Regions from separate parts of the Homo sapiens genome. Here region 1 is linked to region 2. The links are chromatin contacts, found by Hi-C or POLR2A ChIA-PET in ENCODE. All regions are on one chromosome and are shown on one strand. The core of a region is the stretch at or near the end of the contact, and the rest is flanking DNA. Distances in the headings are between cores, read along the strand shown.

Region 1 (5,400 bases), core at 796-3,295, 1.0 Mb after region 2:
ATTTTTAGTAGAGACCGGGTTTCTCCATTCACAGGATGGTCTCGATCTCCTGACCTTGTGATCCGCCCGCCTTGGCCTCCAAAAGTGCTGGGATTACAGGCACGAGGCAAATTCATTTATTATTCAATATCATTGGACACGTATTATATGCCAGGCATATTGAAAGGCACTGGGAAAGCAACACTCATTTAAGAAATATTTGTTGTGTATTTATTTGGGTATGAATAAATAAAGTTGGGGTGGACTCTATTGTAAGTACAGTATTAAGAACAGAGAATACTTTTAGAATCCTAGCAGACCAAAACAGAAAAGGCTCATGGAGATCCTCCCATATTAACCAATCTCCTTCCAATTTCATAAACTGAGACCACAGAGAGGTCAAGTGACTTGTCACAGAACTAATACAAAGGCAAAGCTTTAAATGTGAAACAGGTCTGATCTGATTTCCAGTCCAGTGCTCGGATTACTACTTCCAGATCTGAAGCTGGAAGGTGTTAATCAGGAAGACTACAGAGATGGAGATGGCAAGTATGAACAGCAAGAAACTGAGGGATCGGAAGAGGACGTCTTAAACTGGGGTTGTGTTTTTCTACATTCAGAACCCCAGAGTTTTGCAAACATTACAGCTAAAAAAAAAAAAAAAAAAGAAAAGAAAAAGGCAACATGAAAAAGACAACATTAGAAGGTCAAGGAATGGTGAATTGTAAGATGTGCATGCTAAAGCAGTGTATCCAGTCTTCGAAGGAAGTAGGTCAGGTTAGAAAGTTGTGATTTCTCCAGTGATTCTTTGCTTAACGACAGAGATACATTCTGAGAAGTGCACTGTTAGGTAATTTTGTCACTGTACTAACATCACAGCATGTACTATGATACAAACTTAGATGTCATAACCTAGGCTACATGGTATAGCCTATTGCTCCCAGGCTACAAACCTGTAAAGCATGTCATTGTACTGAATACTCTAGGCAATTGTAACACAATGGTAAGTATTTGTGTATCTAAACGTAGAAAAGGTACAGTAAAAATATGGTATGAATGATAAAAAAAGATACACTTCTATAGGGCATTTACTAATGAGTGGTGCTTACAGGACTAGACACAATTCTAGGTGAGTCAGTGAGTGGTGGGTGAAATGTGAGAGCCTGGGACATTACACTACTGTTGACTTCATAAACACTATAAACTTGAGCTAGGCTAAATTTTTTTTAAAAAGTTATTTCTTCAATAATAAATTTACCTTAGCTTACTGTAACTTTTTTTACTTTTTTAAAAACTTTTTGATTCATTTGTAATGAACACTTAGCTTAAAAGGGAAGCATATTGTATAGCTGTACACAATTTTTTCTTTATATCCTTATTTTTATAAGCTTTTTTTCTATTTCTTAAATTATCTTTTTCTTTCTTTCATTTTTCTTTCCTTTTTTTTTTTTTCACTTTTTAACTTTTTTGTTAAAAACCGAGACAGAAATATGCACATTAGCCTAGCCCTACACTGGATCAGGATCATCAAGATATCATTAGGCAGCCAGACGCGGTGGCTCATGCCTGTAATCCCAGCACTTTGGGAGGCCGAGGCAGGCGAATCACCTGAGGTCAAGAGTTCGAGACCAGCCTGGCCAACATGGTGAAAAACCATCTCTACTAAAGATACACACAAAAAAATTAGCCAGACGTGGTAGCGGGCGCCTGTAATCCCAGCTACACAGGAGGCTAAGGCAGGAGAATTGCTTGAACCTGGGAGGCAGAGGTTGCAGTGAGCCGAGATCGTGCCATTGCACTCCAATCTGGGGGACAAGAACAAAACTCTTTCTTAAAAACAAACAAAAAAAGATATAATTAGATTATAGAAATTTTTCAGCTCCAGTTCCATGGTAATCTTATGGGACTATCATCATATATGTGGTCCATCATTGACATCATTGATCCAAACGTCCTTATGCGGCTCATGATTATTTCCCTAGGACCACAGTCAGGGAGGAAAAAGATGTACTCCAGCGACCTCTGCTGAATTCCAAAGGCTGCGGCCATAGTTCCTGGTGACGCAGACAGTCTGATAAAAAACTAAAATGGCGGTGTCGCCCGTACACGTCGTGCAGCAGAGCATGACGGAAAGGACTCTGCTGGAACGACTGGCGGCACAGACTTAAGGCCGGACTCCACTCCCCACCCTCTGTAGTTGGGGCTTCATACCCCTGAGCTATGATGGCACCTTATTGTGAAAACGCCCTGAAAGTGCGAAGAGGTCTCTAAGCCACAGGTGTGGCGATGTTGTTGTCATTACCAGGGACATTCCAGTAGGCGGCGATAGAGGGCAGTATGAGTGCCGCAACCACGCCCTACTTTTTCTAGAGCTGGGTTGTTAAATGATAGGGTTTGATAGGGTTTGAGGCCGAGTCAGAGTTTAAGAATGGTGGAATTTAAACTTTAAAGCTAGGAGTTTTCATCTGAGATTCCTACCGGAAATACACAAGGGTTTGTAGCAGTGGTGAAGGTCAGGAAGTGAATTCCTTGAAATAGTATATAAAAATAAAAACGTAAATTTCTCTGCACTTGTAGGGAGAGAAGGTCCATAGCTTTCATCAAAGAATTTGGTGAATCCTTGCCTTAGGGGTTGGGGCTCCGGGCCAGGGACAACATAGTATAACAATAATGCAGAACTGTAGAGCCAGACTTTCTGGTTTCACATCTTTACCTCTCTAAATCCTTCCTATGTCATCTTAGGCAATGCACTTAACCTGTTTCAGACTCAGTTTCTTTATCTATAAAATGAAGATAACAGCTGTGCTGACTTTTTAATAGACATTCTGACTGGCATAAGATGGTACCTCGTTGTTTTCATTTGCTCTTCTCTGATGATTAGTGATGTTGAGCATGTTTTCCTTTTTTAATTTTACTTTAAGTTCTGGGATACATGTGCAGAATGTGCAGGTTTGTTACACAGGTATACATGTGCCATGGTGGTTTGCTGCACCCATCAACCCATCATCTAGGTTTTAAGCCCCTCATGCATTAGGTATTTGTCCTAATGCTCTCCCTCCTCTTCCCCCACCCCGACAGGCTCCAGTGTGTGATGTTTCCCTCCCTGTTTTCATGTGTTCTCACTGTTCAACTCCCACTTATGAGGGAGAACATGTGGTGTTTGGTTTTCTGCTCCTGTGTTAGTTTGCTGAGAATGATGGTTTCCAGTTTCATCCATGTCCCTGCAAAGGACATGGACTCATCCTTTTTTATGGCTGCATAGTATTGCATGGTGTGTATGTGCCACATTTTCTTTATCCAGTCTATCATTGATGGACATTTGGCTTGGTTCCAAGTCTTTGCTATTGTAAATAGTGTTGCAATAAACATACATGTGCATGTGTCTTTATAGTAGAATGATTTATAATCCTTTGAGTATATACCCAGTAATGGAATTGCTGGGTCAAATGTTATTTCTGGTTCTAGATACTTGAGGAATCACCACACTGTCTTCCACAATGGTTGAATTAATTTACACTCCCGATAACAGTGTAAAAGCGTTCATCCCATTCAAGACATAGGCATGGGCAAAGACTTCATGACTAAAACACCAAAAGCAATAGCAACAAAAGCCAGAATTTACAAATTGGATCTAATTAAACTAAAGAGCTTCTGCACAACAAAAGAAACTATCGTCAGAGTGAACAGGTAACCTACAGAATGGGATAAAATTTTTCCTATGTTTATGTTGGCCACTTATGTGCTTTCTTTTGAAAAATGTCTGTTCATGTATTTTGCCCACTTTTTAATTGGTTATTTGTGTTTGTTTCTTGTTCAGTTGTTTGAGCTCCTTGTAGATTCTGGATATTAGTCTTTTGTTGGATGCCTAATTTGCAAATATGTTATTCTATTCTGTAGGTTGTCTGTTTACTTCATTGATTAAGAAATTCCACAAAGTTTTGCTCTTCGTCTCTCTTTATGTACTTGAATAGACAACATCTATTAGCAGAGTGTGTGTCAGAGACAGCCCTTAGCACACTTATAAGGTTTATCTCATTGACTCTTTTCAGCATCTCTCTGAAGCATGTACTATTATTATCTCTATTTTACAGGTGAGAAAACCGATGGACAGAGAAATGAGGTAACTTGACTAACATCACACAGCTGGCAAAGAGCAGAGCTTCAATAGGAACTCAGGCAGTCTAATTCCAGAGGCCATACTCTTTTAGCCCATACATTTGTGTTGTTTTGCTTTGTGACTAAAAGCCAGACTCTAGATCTAGTTTTTCTGCTGAGTTCAAATTCCAGCATTACCACTTTCTAGTTGTGTGACTTTGGGCAAGTGACTTCACCTCTCTAAGCCTCAGTTTCCTCATTTGTGAAATGGAAGAACAATAGTAAGGCTGATGTGAAGATTAAATGAGTTATTTATGTAAAATACTTACAATAATGTTTGAAACCAGGTAAGTAGTATGTAAATGTCTCAGTTCCCCAGGCAAGATTGGTGGGAAATCAAAAGTCAGTCTTTTTTTTTTTTTTTTTCCTTGCAGCTTTCTAACATTACACAGAACTGCCAGGCTTAAACCAGGTTTAAGTAGTCCAGAAAAAAAAAATGGGTTATGTAGTCTTCAGCAGTCCCTCATGGCTGCCTTCTGGTGCTCACTGGTCATGTCCCAAGTGGTCCATTTCAAGGCTTTGTAATCCTTCAGTGCCAAGTCTCTAACAGGAGCTCACAATCTGATTTATTATGCTATACTGCCCCCTTCTGTGGATTATAGGTAATCAGTAACTATAGGGCTTACAGGCTGAGTTTCTCACATGCTTAATAAATGGTAGTGATTTTGTTTTATTAGCTTTAACGCTCACTCCTATTAGCGTGACTCCCAACCCTTAATGTTACCATGAGCAAACTAAAACAGGGAATAAGGGCATCTATCAAGGGCACATAAATAGTAAGTGATGGAAGTCTGGATTTGAATTCAAGCTTTGATAATTCTCACATTCCCAACTTTTAATTTTTATTGTATGTCTCTTTTTTAAATATTTCTGAATATGATCACATATAAGGACTGTCTATTTCCTACTTTAAAATCTTTTTCTCCTTTAGGAAGTCTTCCTGTATTCTGGCATATTATATTGTACTTCTATGTTGACTATTTTTAAGTTGTTTATGGAGGCGTGTATTATCCTCTATTTTTAGGTAGCTGAATAAAAAGAATGAGTTTTCCAATTCCTTGTTGAATTGGTTTCTAGAAAAAATGCCATTTAGTGAGAATATACTAAAATTCAAGAAACTCAGTTAAAAGGAGACTGGAGAAGAGCACTGAGATAAGTAACTCATGGACCCTGGTAAAGTATACTTGATAATAATAGGTGTTTAAAAAAGTCAACATCTCAAGAGCATGATTTATTTCTTATAAAAGATTACATCCCTCACAATCT
Region 2 (5,796 bases), core at 765-3,264:
CCTGTAATCCTAGTGCTTTGGGAGTCCAAGGTGAGAGGATCACTTGAGGCTAGGAGCTTCAGACCAGCCTGGGCAACATAGCGAGACCCCATCTCTACAAAAACTTAAAAATTAGCTGGGCATGGTGGTGCATGCCTGTAGTCCTAGCTACTTGGGTGGCTGGGGCTGGAGAATCACTTGAGTCCAGGAGTTCAAGGTTACAGTGAGCTATGATTGCACCACTGCACTCCAGCTTGGTTAACAGCAAGACCCTATCTCTAAACAAACAAACAAAAAACGATAAAAGAAAGAAACTTAGAACCTCAGCTGAGTATGTTCTCTGTTATAGAGCAGGTGACCACTTGACCACAGGCAATGTGTAATAACAGAAACAGCAATAGTGGTAGCCCATCTTGGTGCTTTCCAGTGGTGCAATAATTTGCTTTCAGGTGGGTGGCTGATGCAGATGCTGCCAAATCTGTAATGGTATCTTGGGGGTCTCAGGTGTTTGGGCATTGATGCAGTTTTGCACATTGTTTCTCACACAGTTCTTCTCTTGTGGCTCCAGCATTACTCCCTCATTCTCCTCTAGGCGTGCACGCTCGTGTGTGTGTGTGTGTGTGTGTGTGTGTGTGTGTGTGTTTGGAGACAAGGTCTCGCTCCGTCACCCAGGCTGGAGTGCAGTGGTGTGATCTCACTGCAACCTTCGCACCCCACAGTCTCAAGTGATCCTCCCACTTCAGCCTTCCAAGTAGCTGGGACCACAGGTGCCCACACCAGCTATCTTTTTGTATTTTTAGTAGAGATGGGGTCTCACCATGTTGCCTGGGCTGGTCTCGAACTCCTGAGCTCAAAAGATCTGCCCCGCCCCAGCCTCCCAAAATGCTGGGATTACAGGATGAGCCACTGCGCCCGGCCATGCTCTGGGCTTTTGAAGTGGCTGATGACATCACTAGTTTGTTTACTCAGATAAATGCATGGGGGATTCAAGAAGAGAATTTCTGGGCTTTTGAAGTGGCTGATGACATCACTAGTTTGTTTACTCAGATAAATGCATGGGGGATTCAAGAAGAGAATCTCTGGGCTCCTAAGCTGACCTGATCTCCGCTCCCCTCTACAGACCTCAGATGTAGGTTGCCTCCACATGTCAAAAGGAGGTAAAGGGTTTTTTTTTCTTGCTTCCAGAAGCTCCTGATAATTAACGAGGATGTACTCCAAGGCAGATCTTTTCTTTTCACTGCACCTCAGTTTTCCATTTTATGTTGCTTGAACCCTGTAACTCTCCACAGTCATGGAGCTGAGTAGAATACACAACCTCCAGTTTCTTAAGCTAGTGTCTTAAAAACTGAAGTCCTACTTTCTTTAGGTGTATGGGGCAGGTTCCAGGAGGGATACAAAGCTGTGAGATGAATGTGGTTTAGTATTCTAGAGCATTAATTTTACTTGCAATAATTTTAAAAATTCATTATTTATGGAGTAGAATATAAAATTTGCACAAATAATTAAACCTGAGGCTTCAAAGAAATTATAGCTGGGTTACAGCCATCTACCTATTATCTCCCCCTACCCCATCCTACCACACCCCCTATGTCCCTTGGGTATATGCATTCATTATTTTCTGCTGCTTAAGGATTTTTTCCATGGGAGCTTTGAGAAATACTGGCTCAGATCCGATAAGCTGGCTGTCGGGTCAAAGGGAGCCAATAAAGAATTTTCTTTTTCCTCAGGGATAGGACCATTTCTCAGAGTGGAATGATAAGGACCCTAGTCACTGGAGCCACAGAGGTTATTCCTGGAACTGGAAGCTAGATGCTAAGCTCTCACTTGAAAATAAGGTTTCTCTTTCCTCTGGAATGGAGGTCTCAACTGGAAGCAAAGCTGGAAGCAAGAAAAACTTGGCTTGGAAAAGGGGTTTAGAGTTGCCTGATAAAATGGTTCACAGCACCCCCATGGGCCTTAGAGATTTCCTTGTAGCCTGGGGTCAGGAGTCATCCATTTTTGTTCTTTGTTCTTTTTCAGTTTCAATTCTGATTTCAGACCATATTTCCTTCCCGCCACGTCCTCAATTTCTCACTTTGAGACTTCAGTGCAGGCTGAGAGATATTACTCATCTCTTTAAGCCCTAGAGCCTAAGGAAGTGGAACATTTATGTTTCTGATTTCTTTATGTTCACAAAGGAAGAGACAGTGCTCAGAGAGATCACCCTCCCTCCCCCCAGCACTGAGCCTGAATTCTCTCTTTTTTTTTTTTTGACATCACTTTAGGTATTACTTTGCCCAACTTCTCCTGAGTTACTCTGGATCTCAGAACTACTTTAGTCACCATGATCCTTCTCTCTCTCTCTCTCTTTTTTTTTTTTTTGAGACAGAGTTTCACTCTTGTTGCCCAGGCTGGAGTGCAATGGCGCGATCTCGGCTCACTGCAACCTCTGCTTCCTGGGTTCAAGCGATTCTCCTGCCTCAGTCTCCCAAGTAGCTGGGATTACAGGCATGTGCCACCACACCCAGCTAATTTTCTATTTTTAGTAGAGACGGGGTTTCACCATGTTGGTCAGGCTGGTCTTGAACTCCTGACCTCAGGTGATCCACCTGTCTTGGCCTCCCAAAGTGCTGGCATTATAGGCATGAGCCACCACACCTGGCTAATCCTCCTTCTCTTATCACACCCCTACTCCCACCCAATAGTGAAACAGACAACGTGGTGCAAAAAGAGGCTAACGGTCTCACTCCTGGGATTTCTGGGACTGGCTGCATAGTCTGTGCCTACCTCACTTCCTTTCAGTCTTGGAGTCTCTTAGCCTCTACAATTAGTCTGTTAGTACAGGCAAAGACCAGTTGCTGCTTGTCTGAGTCCATTTTATGTTTGTTTTGTTTTGTTTTTGTTTGTTTGTTTGTTTGTTTGTTTTTGACAGTGTCTTGTTCTGTCACCCATACTGGAGTGCAGTGGTGCAATCTCAGCTCACTGCATCCTCCACCTCCCAGGTTCAAGCTATTCTTCTGCCTCAGCCTCCCGAGTAGCTGGGACTATAGGCACGCACCACCATGCCCGGCTAATTTTTTTGTATTTTTAGTAGAGACCAGGTTTCACCATGTTAGTCAGGATGGTCTCGATCTCCTGACCTCATGATCTGCCCATCTCAGCCTCCCAAAGTGCTGGGATTATAAGCGTGAGCCAACACGCCCAGCCCATTTTATGTTCTTATAATAAAATACCTGGAGCTAGTTACTTTATACAGAAAAGAGGCTTATTTGTCTCCTAATTGTAGTGGCTGTAAAGTCCAAGAGCATGGCACCAGCACCTGCTCAGCCTCTGGTGAGGGCCTTTGTGCTGTTTCATAATGTGACAAAAGGTCAAGTAATTCACAGGGACAGGGGTCCCCATGACTGAAACACCTCTCATTACATACTACCTCTTAATGATTCTACCTCCCAGCACTGCCACACCGGCAATGAAGCATCAACATGAGTTTTGGTGGGGACAAACCACATCCAAACCATAGCACTGCTCTACTACTTCTGTTCCAAGTCTGTTCTCCCCCCATGACCTAATATCCTGGCCCTCATGGTCCATCTTCTTCTCTTCAGCATCTTCAGTGGGTCTTCTCTCTCTCTCTCTTTTTTTTTCTCTCTCTCTCAGCTGGATTGTTTCTTGGATCTTGCCTTTTCCCACCAATTGCATCTGGACACACTATTCTTCTGCAACCCTGTGGAAAATGATTAGAACTGTTAATTGGGCCTTGGGCCCTGTTTAGATCTAGGATGATATACAAGGTGCTTTAAAAAAATCTTTTCTGTTCACGCCCACCCACTACCTTCATCCTCTGCAAAAAGCCAATATTACATTTCAACATAAGCATTCACATTTCTCCATCTGAAACTTTCTGGCAGTTCCAGCTGCCTATTGACTTAGAGTCAGGGAATCAACTGGCCATTGAATTCTGGAAGCCTTTTGAACTTTCCTCATTACCTCCCACCCCCACTGATCTTTTCTAAACATGTTTCTAATTATCCACATCAGCAAGAGGTAGCTGGGAAATGGGATTGTTTTTATTAACCATTTGCAAAATAACCTTGTAATGTAATTAGTACAATGATAGAACTTAAGAGAAAAAAGAGATCATTGAAGCCATACTCCCCAATTTGGATAGATAAGGAAGGCGAGGCCCAGAGAGGAAATATGCTACCTTGATATCATACAGCTAGTTGGAGACAGACATGAACATTTTGCTCAGGTTTCCTGATACTTGATCCAAGCTATGAAGGGGAAGGGTGACCTGGTGAGCAATGAAGGTCGATGACTTGGGGGACATGGCTTCTCCCCAAAGTGGTTGTCGCTTGGGTCTAGTGGGAATGCCAGGAAGCATATCTCGATGCAGAAGTGATCAAAGTTTATTACCTGGATGGGAAATTTGGGCCAAAGGAGAGACAAGGCAATTAATCACTTGAGAAGCTCAGGAGTCGTAAGCTCATATGAGTACTTGGCATTAGGACATAGCATGCTAGAGAAGAAAAGGTACAAGCTCTATAGTCAGACACATCATGGTTCTATATGGCTCTGTAATTTTAGATGCATTACCTCTCTAAGCCTTAGTTCCTCATCTATAATATGGGTATAATTGCTATCTCACAGGGTTGTTTACTGTTCAGCGCCTGACACATGATTGGTGCTTAATAAATATGAGCTACTTTTTTCTTTGGGGTCTCTGAAGCTCTAGATTGTAAACTCTGGGTGTGACTGTGGGGCCTGACTTTGGATGCATAATAGAAACTTTGTGGATACAGTGTTAGTGTGTGTATGTGTGTCTTTGTGAGTGAGTGTGTGTGTGCATGTGTGTGTGTGTATTTTGAAGGGAGATATTAATTTGTTCATAAGGGAAGGACATCAGCAAAACTGGGTCCTTGTTCCCTGCTTCCATCTCCAGGTATATTTCTATGATTCTTTCTCACCTTACCCTTACCCTCCACTTGCATCCTTCTCCCAAAAAACAAAATAAAAAAGACTGCCTAAGGCCAGCCTGACCTCATTAGGATGTGGCTCAGCTTCACTGCTGCCATCGACAGTGGTGGGTATGCTGGGGTTGAGCTGAGGGCCAGACTATTAACATGCTAATGTCAGGGACTAGAGAACAGAGCTCATCTGTGTTCTCTTGGCAAGCCTCCTTTTCCTGCCCACTGTTCAGCCAGGAGGCTCAGGACAACAGGGGGCACCTCAGCTGCTACACTGAGGTACTTACCCTATTTCTACCCTCATTTCCACCCTAAACCTGTGTAAGAGGAATCATGACTTGGCTCTGATCAGGGTTGGAAAAAATCCTCTCAGAACCCAGGCACAGCATGGCTTCAGAGTCCTTCACAATCCCCGTTTTATCTTCTCAAACATTCTTTATTTGGGGTATTGTAAATGGAACTCAGTCTTAAGGGTGTGGGTATTACCCCCAGTTGCTAAGGATGAAGGACAATATATGGGAGTGGCCCAAGAGAACAAGATACAGGAGTTAATCCAACAATCTCCACCTTCAGCCTTTAATCCATCATGGAAGTGGGAAGTGGTGTGACATTGTAGAGGGAAGGAGGAGGTGGCAGAAATCACTGGATATGCATGGATTTGGAGTCAAACAGACCTGGTTTGAACCCTAATTCTGTCACTCACAACCTGAAACTTGGGCAAGTTATTTCATTTATTTGAACCTCATTTTTGATATCTATAAAATGGGCCTAATTGTAAGTCTAGCATAGGGGTATTATGAAAATTAAAGGAGATGATGGATGTAAGGTTCTTGGTATGTGTCAGTGCTCATAAGTAATAGATCCCTTTCCT

Evidence for each region. Hi-C counts contacts between places; a loop is a spot of excess contacts on that map. ChIA-PET counts read pairs that join two places held with the same protein, here RNA polymerase II (POLR2A). Pooled maps may share reads with other maps.
Region 1: a loop to region 2 is called in a map with no recorded cell type, with 8 times the contacts of the local background. The contact joins two enhancer-like sites. A Hi-C loop is called at or near these places in 1 of 37 single-sample maps with no recorded cell type and 1 of 50 pooled maps. POLR2A ChIA-PET finds 5 or more read pairs at or near these places in 1 of 52 experiments (activated T-cell).

The regions. Positions count from the first base shown.
Region 1 is chrX:66,726,891-66,732,290 of GRCh38, forward strand. No RefSeq gene overlaps it. Among named protein-coding and RNA genes, the nearest start is that of EDA2R, 91 kb to the left of the region's middle. Within about 2 kb of position 2,046, at least 9 of the 41 ENCODE cell types and tissues checked have a DNase peak (open chromatin) inside an H3K27ac peak, as active enhancers do.
Region 2 is chrX:65,721,822-65,727,617 of GRCh38, forward strand. All of the region lies in intron 2 of MSN (moesin), which reads left to right. Among named protein-coding and RNA genes, the nearest start is that of MSN, 57 kb to the left of the region's middle. RefSeq lists a silencer at 966-1,260. Within about 2 kb of position 2,015, at least 6 of the 41 ENCODE cell types and tissues checked have a DNase peak (open chromatin) inside an H3K27ac peak, as active enhancers do.